2 separate regions of the Homo sapiens genome follow, and region 1 is linked to region 2. The links are chromatin contacts, found by Hi-C or POLR2A ChIA-PET in ENCODE. All regions are on one chromosome and are shown on one strand. The core of a region is the stretch at or near the end of the contact, and the rest is flanking DNA. Distances in the headings are between cores, read along the strand shown.

Region 1 (2,700 bases), core at 22-2,521, 250 kb after region 2:
AGTGCGGCCCGGGCGGGGAAGGTGGGGGAGGCGGGCGGGCCGGGCTCCCGGCGGCGGCGGGCGAGGAGGAAGTGGTGCCCGCGGGAGCGCGGCCGGGCAGAGGAAATGCCCGGCCCGCCCGGCCCCCGCCCGCGCCCGCCGCCCGGCCCGCCCAGGCCCCCCGCCCCGCCGCGACTTTGGCGGGCCGAGCCCCGCGCGGCAGTGGCGGCGGCGGCAGCGGCAGCAGATGTGGCCCGGCTGCCCGGAGGAGCCAACAATGCGGGGCCGGCAAAACAAAAGGGTTCCACTTCGCCTCCTTTCCCGTCTTTCACTTGCGCTCCCGGGGAGCCGCGCGGGATCCCCCGCCGGCAGGGGCAGCGCCCCTGGGGACCGAGAGCCGCTCACGCCCCGACTTCCCCACGGAACCCCTCTTCTCCGCGCCCCCCCCACCCTCGCCTCGTAGGCGCAAGGCCCGCCGCACCCCGGCGCGCTCGGACTCCTGTTCCCCGGAGATCCGGCCGTATTGTCCCCGCGGCGCGTCGCGCGCTCGGCCTGGGTCGCCGGCGGCCCCCGGGCGCGCACCCACCGGGCTCAGGGAGCAGGAGCCGGGGGCGCCCAGGGAACCGTCGCCGAGACGCCGCCGCCGCCGCCGCCGCTGCCCTCCGGACGCCGCCGCGCTCGGGGTTTCTTTTTTTTTTTTTTTCAACCCTGATGGGAAGGAAGGTGACCGCCTACTTCGCATTCATCAACTCTCATCACAACAACAAAAATCCTGGCGCAAACGGCGGCCAGCGGGCGCAATCGGTGGCGGGGGCGGGCGGGGACCCCCGAGCCAGCGTCCACCCCCGGGCGCCGAGGGGGGACACGAGGCCGGGGGCACGGACCAAAGATGTCCTCGGATGCCGGCTCCGCGTCCTTCGCCCTCTTCCTCCTCCTCCTCCTCCTCCCTGAGTGGCGCAGTGAGGCGCGGGCGCGGCGCCCCCAGCCCGCGGCCGCAGGTGAGGCGGGGGCGGCGGCGGCCCCAGCCCTCCCCCGGGGCCCCCCTTACCTCGTCCCGGACGGTCGGCGTCCACGGCGAAAGGCGCCCACCCTGGAGGCGGCGGCGGCGGCGTCTCCCGCCCCTCCCACCCCACCCGGCGGCGGTGGCGGTGGCGGCGGCTGTGCGGCCCCCCCTCAGCGCGGCATGGCTCCCGGTTCGGTCCCTCGCTCCTCGGGCCGCCGCCGGCTCCTCCGGGCCGCTCCCGAGCCACCTTAAAATGACACACGCACACAGGGACACACACACAAAAACTTAATCTCTCCAGCTCCCCGCCCCTCCCCCTCCCGCCCTCCCCACCCTCCCTCCGCTCCCCTCCCCTCCCCACCCTACCCCTCCCTTCCCTTCCACCTCCTCCCCTCGCCGCCGAGCCTCTTCCTACTTCCCCACCCACCCCACCCCCTTCCTCCGCCCACCCGGTTCCCAATTCCCCCCGCGTCCCGGCCCCGCGCCCTCCCGCCCGCCGAGAGGGGGCTGCGCTGGGGGTCCCCGGCCCGGGCCCGCCCCGCGCCGCGCTCACCCCCGAGAGGATGCTAATTCCAACTTGGATCGGGGGAGGGAACGTCCTGGATGCCGAGCGCCTCCCGGCTATTTGCTCTTCTTTATTTGTTTTCTCCTCCGGGGAAGGAGAAGGAAAACGGAGAGAAAAGGAAAGGAAAGAAGCGGCGCTGGCCGCAGCTCCCGGTACCCGCTGGCTGCGCAGGAGCTAGGCGGGAGGCGAGGTGAGGGTCGCCGCTCGCTCACTCCTCGCTCCTGTTTTTGGGGGGGGGGGGCAAAGGCGGGGTCTCTTTTTGCAAACCAATGACACAACCCCACATGGGCCGGCCTCGCCCCCTTCAGATACTCCTCACTACAAATCGGCTCTCTCGGGGGATTAGTGGCTCCGCGAAAGTGCACACAAGCGCGGCGGGCGGGAGGGCCAGGGGCCGGGCGCGGCGGGCACTCCCTAGCCCGGCCCCGCCCGGGAGGCCCTCGGGAGGCGCGGGGGCCTCGGTGGCAGGGGCCGAGGTCCTGTCGCGGTGGCTCGGGGTCCGCTGCTCCCCTGGCCCTTCATCCTCCTCCGCCCCTTCCACGTGGGGTACCGGGCAGCCGGCCACGTGGGGGAACGCGAGCCCCGGGTGGCCCCGGTCCCATGGGGCCCCGCCCAGCCAGCGGCGCCAACCAGCCCCCTTCCCGGCCCCCGGGCTCCAACTTCCTCCTGGTGCCCCGCACCGGCCGCTTCTGCCTTCTCAGGCCCGCGGGGTCAGGCGCGGGCCGGCCACAGGGGGCACTTGCGCTCCCCAAATCCAGATCCGGGAGACCGTGCCGGAGAGGCGGCGACCGCTGTGGGTGCGCAGGGAAGGGCCCTCTGTGCTGCAAGTTGCAGCAGTGCTGTGCCCTAAAAGAAGCAAAACATTCTTACACATTGAAAAAAAAAAAAAAGGTTCCCTCTTGCTGCCTGGATCTCGCCGGGGCATTTGAGAAGCCCTGTGTTGGGTCGGAGCCCCGGGTCTCGAGGAGGGAGGCGCGCTGCGGCGTGGGGGCCCGCGACTCGGGGTCCTGGGCTTGCGCGGCGGCCCGGAGCCCACGCCGTCCTGACGTCTCAAGGTTGGAGTCTGCACAGCGAGCCTGGGAATCCAGGCCCAGCGGCCGCTCGCGGCCCAACGAGCACCTGGGCTAAATTCCCCGCCCGTGACCCGCGACGT
Region 2 (2,700 bases), core at 5-2,504:
CTTTCTTTCCTTCCTTCCTTCCTCCCTCCCTCCCTCCCTTTCTTTCTTCCTTTTTTTTTTTTTTTGAGACAGAGTCTTGCTCTGTCGCCCAGGCTGGAGTGCAATGGCGTGATCTTGGCTCACTGCAACGTCTGCCTCCCGGGTTCAAGCAATTCTCTTGCCTCGGTCACCCGAGTAGCTGGGATTACAGGCACCCACCACCACGACTGGCTAATTTTTTGTATTTTTAGTAGACATGGGGTTTTGCCATGTAGACCAGGCTGGTCTCGAACTCCTAACCTCAGGTGATCCACCTACCCGGGCCTCCCAAAATGCTGGGATTACAGGAGTGAGCCACCGCACCTAGCCTGTTACATTGCATTTTCTACTGTTAAGATGTTTTTTCCACTTGGGAATCATGTTGATCATACACAGAGAATGGAAGATACGTTGCAGTTTATACAAATGACATTTTCTGCAACGCGTCTGAGAACATGTTCTTGTAACAACTGAACATTTCTAACATTTCTTTTGAGGGGAACACCCATTTTATAACACTTTCTACTTAAAAGCACAGATCCCTCAAAGACCCTGAGTAAGCTGGATCCGTTACCATTTCCTTTAGCAGAGCGCCTTCGATTTCCCTTAGCTGCATATGTCCACCTCTGCGGGGGGCTCCACAGCCTCAGCCTGATCTTTCCGTCCTAGGCCTGATTATGGACTGCCAAGACTTTTTGGAGAAAGCAGTTTCTTGTCGCTCTTCTTTTTTCATTCTTCTTGATTTGCTTCCCTCTAACTATTGTCCCGAATCTCCTCCAGTTTCCAGAGCAACCCTCAGCAGGAGACTCTGTGCTTGATTCACCAAGGAGGAGAAAGGGTTTGAACTCCACTCCATCACCTCTGTCTCACCCACCAAAACCTCCCTAGAGCTGTTTTTCACAGCTTCCTCTCCTCGTTTCTGAGGAAGATAGGGCTTTCTTGCTTGCCAACACAAATCACTGTGCTCTGAATTTTACCTCCCTTCTGGATTTCAGTCCTTTTACCCCCTCTACATCTCTCCTCCATTTATAAAAGTGCTCAGAGATGCCCATTCTTTAAAATAAATACCTAAAAGAAAACAAAACCTTTCCCTTATTTTTGTTACTGCCCTAATCTAGTCTTATATCTCCTGCTTTCCTTTCACTGCCAGACGTCTTGGACTTGTGGTTTATAATCACATGGCTTCAGCTTTTGAAACTTGGCTTCTCTCCCTACCATCCTACTGAGAACTGTTCTCTAGAAGGTCACTGAGTCTCTTGTTTGTCAGATCCAGTGGCCTTTCCTCCGTTCTAATGCTCGAAATCTGTAGCATCTGACAATTTTTATTACCATGTGCTTCAGGCTCACTGTACCCTCGGCTTCCAGAACACCGTACTACCAGCTTCATCTCCTACCTTTCTGACCACTCCTCTTTTTTTTTCCTTCGGTAGTTCTTTCTTCCCCACTCCTGTGGCTTCCATACTAAATTCTACATAGAGAGCTCCCTGATGTTGATCTCCAGGATTGCCCTACACATTTCAGACCAGCATTTCCCCCACCAGCCATTCCCTTCCTCCTGAGTCCAGGATCTCCTGATTCAAGGGTCCACATCTCCTCTGACCCAGTTCCTCTCTTGCGTGTCCCACTGTTGCACATACTGCCGTCACTCAGAGTTCACGGACTTTTTTTTTTTTTTTTTTTTTGGTGACAGGATCTTGCTCTCTTGCCCAAGCTGGAGTGCAGTGGCATGATTATAGCTCACTGCAGCCTTGAACTCCTGGGCTCAAGCAATTCTCCCTCCTCAGTCTCCTGAGTAGCCAGGACAACAGGTGTGAGCCACTGAGCCTGGCAGGTTAAAAATTATTTTTTGTAGCAATGGGGTCTCATTATGTTGCCCAGTTTGGTCTTGAATTCCTGGCCTCAAGCGATCTTCCACCTTGGCCTTCCCAAGTGCTAGAATTACAGGCATGAGCCACTGCTCCTGGCCCACTCTCTGACTTTTGATTCTTTCTTCTGCCTCAGAGTTAGTCACTGGCAAATTCTGAACATTGCACTGTCTCCCATTTCACTCTTGGCCCTCCTTTCCATTCCCACAGCTACTTTGGTTTTAGGTCCTTGTCTCTTCTCTGCCCCTGTTTCTACTTCTGCCCTCATTTGTCTCACAGACATTCCAGGTAAAGGTGGGCAGCTCCAATACTGGCACCTTCCTGCTCAAAACCTCTTTATGGCTTTCTACTGTTAATGGAACTACAGATCCACAATTTTGCATGCAAAACTTTCACAAAAATGCAATATGGATTTATGAACTCTACAGTTAGTTTGGGAAAAACTGAAATGAAAGCCAGAACAAACTATCAACAAAACTATACTGTCTCTACCCTTTACTACAAAGGTTTTTTTTTTTTTTGAGATAGGGTCCTGCTCTGTTGTCCAGGGTGTAGTGCAGTAGTGCCATCATGGCTCACTGCAGCCTGGACCTCGCAGGCTCAAGCAATTCTCCTGCCTTGGCCTCCCAAAGTACTAGGATTAGAGGCATGAGCCACTGCACCCAGCCTAATATAAGGTTTCTAAGAAAAGGAAATTAAAAACCCCAAAAAGACAGTGGATACTTTTTCCAAATGAAATATTTCTCAGAGTCCAGATAAACATAAGTAGAATGTCAATTCGGTAGGTGTGCCAAACAGCCACCGTTCTGTAACTGTG

The links. A loop is a pair of places that touch in the nucleus more often than their neighbours do. ChIA-PET counts read pairs that join two places held with the same protein, here RNA polymerase II (POLR2A). Pooled maps may share reads with other maps.
Region 1: a map of prostate gland shows a loop between it and region 2 (3-fold over the local background). The contact joins the promoter of CTBP2 here to the enhancer-like site in region 2. A Hi-C loop is called at or near these places in 26 of 168 maps with a recorded cell type or tissue (aorta, ascending aorta, cardiac septum and 14 more), 2 of 37 single-sample maps with no recorded cell type and 28 of 50 pooled maps. POLR2A ChIA-PET finds 5 or more read pairs at or near these places in 4 of 52 experiments (BJ, Caco-2, MCF 10A and 1 more).

The regions. Positions count from the first base shown.
Region 1 is chr10:125,159,292-125,161,991 of GRCh38, forward strand. CTBP2 (C-terminal binding protein 2) reads right to left here and starts at 1,272. Exons shown (of 11, transcript NM_001329.4): 1 at 1,028-1,272. RefSeq lists an enhancer at 2,043-2,652.
Region 2 is chr10:124,910,663-124,913,362 of GRCh38, forward strand. No RefSeq gene overlaps it. Among named protein-coding and RNA genes, the nearest start is that of ZRANB1, 30 kb to the right of the region's middle. Within about 2 kb of position 1,255, at least 4 of the 41 ENCODE cell types and tissues checked have a DNase peak (open chromatin) inside an H3K27ac peak, as active enhancers do; they include gastrocnemius medialis and prostate gland, where a contact is called at or near this core.